Linked DNA regions of Mus musculus: region 2 is linked to region 1. Evidence: chromatin contacts called from ENCODE Hi-C or POLR2A ChIA-PET data. All regions are on one chromosome and are shown on one strand. The core of a region is the stretch at or near the end of the contact, and the rest is flanking DNA. Distances in the headings are between cores, read along the strand shown. Region 1 holds the start of Rest (RE1-silencing transcription factor). Region 2 holds the start of Polr2b (polymerase (RNA) II (DNA directed) polypeptide B).

Region 1 (2,987 bases), core at 22-2,521:
CTACAGCGTGCCAGAAAAGAGGTAAAGGAAAATGTCAGAGAAACCTGAAGCTCTGCTTCCAGCCTCTTAGCACCCACCTGCTGCTACCTCTGTAGTAATGCCAACGAGAGGTTCACACATTTAGATCCGGAAATGCCGGGCCCTGAAGGCGGCCGAGAGCTTTAAACTCTAGCTGGTAGTTCACTAACTACAAATTAAAGGCTACAAGGCCCACTTCCAGGAAGACATTAAAAGCAGGCTAAAAAAGCATTTCAGGTGAGAAGGGACAGGACCTGAGACTCCCTGTCCCCATTATAAGACGTCAGGTACTGAACTGGACTTGGCTTTGTCTCAACCCCCACAAGGACTGATTTTCTCCTGGTTAAGAGTTTGCAATGTGAAAGCATTTTGACCTCATGAAGCTTAAAATTACAGTTAAGCATAAAGATCTGTGTAGGCAGGCACTTAGATTTTGTTTCTTTGATTGAGAAAGGTCTCACTTTGTAGCTATGGCTGGCCTGAAAATTCTTACATAGCACACTAAAGCTTTAAGCTCTCAGCAATCCTCCTGCCTCTGTCTACTGAATTCTGAGTCTGATTGCAGACAAGAGCAATCCCCCACCCCCGGGCCCCCCAATTTGTCAAGTCAATGACCTGGATCTCCTGGTGCTCACGCCTTTCAAGTAGGATTACAGACTTGTGCAGCCAGGGCCGATTTTCGGGTTTTGTATTGTTTTTTAATTTCTTGCACTAGTGTCCCTAAGTAGCCCAGGTTGATCTTGAACTCCGGCCTTTAACTCTTGATCCTCCAGTCTCAACAGCATTCTGAGTGTTGGGATTAACGGCGAGAGCCCACACGCCAGGCCTGAACAGTATTTTTCGAGGCTTCAGCCTTACTTAAGAGGCCAGTGACAATACTTCTCAAGAGGGCGGTCAATGCCTGCACGTTTTTTCCTCCAACAACCCCAATTCTCGTGCACGCCCGGGTAAGGCTGGGGCTAACTTCTGCTATTTGTTTATAAAAGAAAGAAGCTCAGGGAGTAGGTTCCGCCCCTTTAATGAGCCTAAGGCGGGAGTCGGGGGCCGGGCGGATTAGGTAAGTTTCCCCCGAGGCGCGCCCCCAGGCAGGCCAGGAGTCCACTTCGAGCCTCGGGACCGAGGGGCGGGGCGCGCTCGGCGGCCACGCGCGCGGGCGGGGAAGGGGGCGTGTCGGCGGGCGCGCGCGGACGGCGAGGGGGCGTGTCCGGCGGGCGGGCGGGCGGCGACGGCGCGGGCCGGGTGCGCGGCGCAGCGTCCTGTGCTGGAATGTGCGGCTCCCGCGAGCTCGCGGCGCAGCAGCAGAAGACCGAGGAGCGCCGCCGAGGCCGCGGGCCCCAGACCCGGGCGGCCGGGACCGCAGCGACGGCAGAACCAGGGCCGGCGGTCTGATCCCGCTCCGCGATCGCACCCCGGGATCTCGAGGGCCTCGACGCCCAACTTTTCCCCGCTCTCCCTCCCCTCCCCTCCCCCGAAAGTCCAGCAACAAAGAAAAGGAGTTGGAGCGGCGGCGACGCGGGGGTGGCGGACCGTGGGCGCACAGTTCAGAGGGTAGGACGCGGCGGAGCGAGGAGAGCGACGGGGGAGGGCGGCGGGCAGGCGCGGAGCGGCGCGAGGCGCTGTCCAGGGCTGATTTGCAGATACTGTGGCTCGGGCGGCGCGGCGGCCGGGCGGGGGCGGGATCGAGTTACGGAGCGAGTCACGGGCTGGGCCGGGGGCTGGTGCGGAGCGGCGTGGGCATCGGCCCCCAGCGGAGCACGGGGAGGCCCTTCCGCACGGCGCTGAGATCCGGGGCCACGGAGGCCGGAGCGCCGCTGCTGGTGACCGCGGTCCTGAAACTTCCCCCCTCCGCCCTCCCTCCGCCTCGGGCCCAACGCCCCCGGCCCCGCCGGCGTCCCAGGCTCGCCGCCCCCTCCCCCCCAGTCGTAGCAGGGCCGGAAGGCGGCCGCCCCGCTTGACTCAGCCCGGGGCACGGGCGGCGCCGGCGGCAGGCTGGACAGCGATTTCTGCGGCCCGCGCTGGCTCTGCGCAGCGGGGGAGCGAAGTTCGCAAACTTCCGGGCCACGGGGGCGGCGGTGGCGGCCCGCGTGGGGCCCCTCGCAGCGACCGGGGGCCGACAGCCTCGGGAGGGCGCCGCGGAGCCCCGGTACAGGCCCGATCGGACGCGGGTAGCGAGGTAACTTTTCCGCCCAGTCCCGGCCGGGCTAGTGGCGGGCGGCGGGGGAGGGGGCTGCGGGGCCGCGGCCGGCCGGGGAGGCGCCTCTAGGGTGGTGGGCAGCGCGTGAGGTCCGAGCCCAGGCACCGCCCGCGGGTTGGTGGCGGAGAGGAAGCAAGAGGGCCCAAGTTTGCAAAGAGCTGCTTTGTGTTTGGTATTTTGAGAAAATGGCCGAATGCCTATTTCAGTTAGGAATGCCGCCGCCGAGGCCGGCGCTGGTGGCAGCGGCACATAGGAATTCGGTGCAACACGTTGCTCTCGGGCTGTGCTTAGCACAGTCTGCCCGAGAGACGTGGAGATTTCCTTGGGAGTGTGGCTGCCGAGGTGCGTGGGGGAAGCTTTAGAGTGGATGTTGAGGTCCGTTGTGGAATCCGTGGGGCTGTTGAACTAGGGGAGAGCCGTTTCCTGTGATGGCATTCGGGCTCAACTTTTTGTTGGGGCATGTAACTGAGCGAGCGAGTGAGCGGGCGAGCTTGTGTTTTAGACTCTAGGTGAAGCGGCCCGCTTTTAGTATTTTCGGTTTTTAGTTTGTCTTTTAGTACTTTTTTTATTCTTTGCATATCTTGCCTTTAATAATTTGCAAGAGGCACACTGAGTTCTGAGACTGGTACCTTTGAGGCTGGAGGTTGAGACCATTTAGAAACTCAACTTGTTTTCAAGAAGGTGATCTGTAATGGCTTCCCCTAGGCAAGTAGGCCAAGTCAAGCACAATGCGGCTAAGTTGGTTGACGTGTTGAGTTGCACGACTCTTGAGGGA
Region 2 (2,719 bases), core at 212-2,711, 45 kb after region 1:
AGGTAGACATCACCACGGTAGCGCCAGGAGCGCTGAAGAGCAGAGATCATTTCTTCAACTCCATAGCCCGTCTTGGCGCTGATCAGTCGCACGTCCTTGACTACCGTGCGGGACCTGGAGGACGGATTCTGATTCTTTATCTCCTCCAGTGGCTCATCCCCGGCAGGGTACTGTGGTCCTTGATGACCAGGAGCCACCACGAGCCCGGCGCGGATGCAATCGTCCCACAGCCGCTTCCGCAGCCGCTTCAAGTAGCCGGGAGCGTCCTGGGGCAGCAGGTCCACTTTGTTCCCCAGCACGATGAGTTGCTTGGGGCCCACCAGCTTGGGCAGGTCGGGCAGCAGGGCGTCCGGCAGGTCTAGAAGATTCACCATATAGAGCACCAGAGCCGGCCCGGGACGCCGCAGCGCTGCGCTCACAAGCTCCAGGTACTGATCGCGGCTTACCTGCAGGCGCAGGGCTCGTCCGTGGTGCACCAGCAGCCAGCAGCGTTGGCACACGGTCCGCGCCGGGCCGCCTTCCGCCTGGGCAGCGTCGCGGAACTTCTCCTCCGGCAGGTAGCCCGGCAGGCCGGGATGCTGGCAGTGCAGCTCGGCTCCGCAGCCCGAGCAGTAGATGCCGCTGGGCGGCACCGAGGCGTCTGGAAACTCCGGGACAGGCAGCGTCCGGAAGCCCGCCCGCAGCTTCTGCTGAAGCCGCTCCTCCCGCTGCTGCAATCTCTCTCGTTCCTTCTCCTGCTGCAGCTGCTGCAACTCCCGCAGCTCCTGCAACTCCCGCACTTGTTCCTCCGGGGTCCGCTCCGGGACGTACTCCGGGAACAGAAAGCGTTCCTCCGTGTCCGGGCCTTCTGCATAGTCCTCGGTCGCCGTGGAGCTCGGGGGAACCCGACGGCCCAAGGATGATGCACGCTGGCGGATGGGGACCTCACACTTCCCCTCCAGAAGCCACCGTGCTGGGCCGTAGCACGCAGCGGCCGGCGCGGGGCCCCGCCGGAGCCCGCAGAGCAGCCCGCAAGCCAGGCGCGCGGGCAGCATGTGGACAGCGCGAGGAGGGCGGGGCCTCGCGCGCGCACGCGCGCTCGCGTCCGAGAAGTTCCTCCCCCAGCGACTAGACGAGAGGGAACTGTCCAACAGTGCGGCCGATTCTCGCACTCTCGCGATGACAGCTCTGAAACTCGAGAGTTCAGGCAGACGTGCAAAGGCACGGACTCGATAGAGCTGGGTGAGCAGAAGGTTCTCCAGTGCTCAGTCCACACGCGGAGCCATTTCTTTCATAAATCTTCAAACAAATCAAAACACGCAGCAAGAAACTTTCATTAGCGTAACCTAACTTCTGGCTAAGGAGCCGTCTGTCCTCAGCGGCAGCCAGCTAGTCATCACTCGCGCATGCGTAGTTCAAGTCCAGCCAGACCCTTTGCCAGTCGTCTGCGCAGGCGCAAGCCTCACACCCCGCCCCCTCGCTGAGACGCCGAGGATTCTGGGAACGTCGGAGACGGACATTGCTTGGTATCGCACTCTTGAGTTTGCCGCCGCGCTTCCCGTCTCCAGCTTTGCGATTCCGAGTAAGAGCTCCAGAAACCTTTGGCCAAGATGTATGACGCCGACGAGGGTAAGTGACCGCTTGAGGCACGCTTCACGCTATAGCCCCTTAGGCGGGACGGCGGGGGACCTGCAGCAGGGATCAGCGCCAGCCGCCGCATCCCGTCCGTGGCGCGCGGGCTCCCGGCAGCCTGGTTCCTACGATTTAGCCCGGGAACGAAGTGGGCTTTGCTAGCGGTGCAGGCTCGGGGTTCACGTTCCTGGGTCGGCTTGATTGCTCCCTACACGGCCTCCCGTTAAATCTGTAACCACCTTCCAGAATCGACATAGCGTAGCTTATTAACTAACATTTAGTTGTTTGATGTTGATTGATTTCATTTATCATTTCAGTCGACTTATTGAATAGCTATTATTATTATTATTATTATTATTATTATTATTAAACGGCACAGGGAATTGAACCCAGGGCCTGTCTGCACATACTCTGCTTCTGAGCCATATTTCTAGGCCCAGGAAGCTCAATTTTTGACCACGTCCTTGTGTTAGACATTGTTAAACTCTGGACGTATTAGGGACAAAGAACGGGTTCTGGGTTGACATTCCTTCACACTGTCTTCAGTTTAAGTAAACTGCCTTAAAAGATGGCCTTAAGCGGTCACTTCCCACGAGATGACAGTTCTAGGATGGTATGTTTTCCATTTTCACGAGGACAAAATGGCTTTTTACTTTTTGTATGAACACTTCTTAGTCCTACCCATTTTATTTTCATGTTGTGTGTGTGTTTTTTTTAAGCTCCCTTTTCTCTGATCAAAAATCATTTTATTCCAGCTCCCAACTTTGTGGCTGTCCTATGCATTCCCCTCCCTCCCCCTTTTCTCATGGAAACAATAGAAGCAAACGCTTTAACTTTTAAAATTGCTTCAATGTCTCAGACCCATTCATACCTCATTAGAATCTATTAGAATCGTTATATTCTTTTTAAAGTTATTCTTACTTGAAGGAAATTTAGGAGCTTTAAAACCATATGACATTTATTTATTTTGTGCATATGTATGAATGTGGGCGCACTCATGGGGTGTACCATAGAGGTCCTGGAGTTTGAATTCAGGTTCATGGCCCTCAGACTATATATTTCTGTAGAGCATATTTCACTCTTCAGATACTTTTAACAGGAGCGTGAT

Evidence for each region. A loop is a pair of places that touch in the nucleus more often than their neighbours do. ChIA-PET counts read pairs that join two places held with the same protein, here RNA polymerase II (POLR2A).
Region 2: a loop to region 1 is called in a map of left cerebral cortex, with 7 times the contacts of the local background. The contact joins the promoter of Polr2b here to the promoter of Rest in region 1. A Hi-C loop is called at or near these places in 11 of 37 maps with a recorded cell type or tissue (CH12.LX, T-helper 2 cell, adrenal gland and 4 more). POLR2A ChIA-PET finds 5 or more read pairs at or near these places in 3 of 5 experiments (Patski and embryonic stem cell).

Annotation. Positions count from the first base shown.
Region 1 is chr5:77,264,223-77,267,209 of GRCm38, forward strand. It overlaps Rest (RE1-silencing transcription factor), which reads left to right and starts at 1,272. Exons shown (of 4, transcript NM_011263.2): 1 at 1,272-1,566.
Region 2 is chr5:77,309,023-77,311,741 of GRCm38, forward strand. Polr2b (polymerase (RNA) II (DNA directed) polypeptide B) reads left to right here and starts at 1,462. Exons shown (of 25, transcript NM_153798.2): 1 at 1,462-1,608. The coding sequence starts at 1,590. It overlaps Noa1 (nitric oxide associated 1), which reads right to left and starts at 1,064. Exons shown (of 7, transcript NM_019836.3): 1 at 1-1,064. The coding sequence starts at 1,034.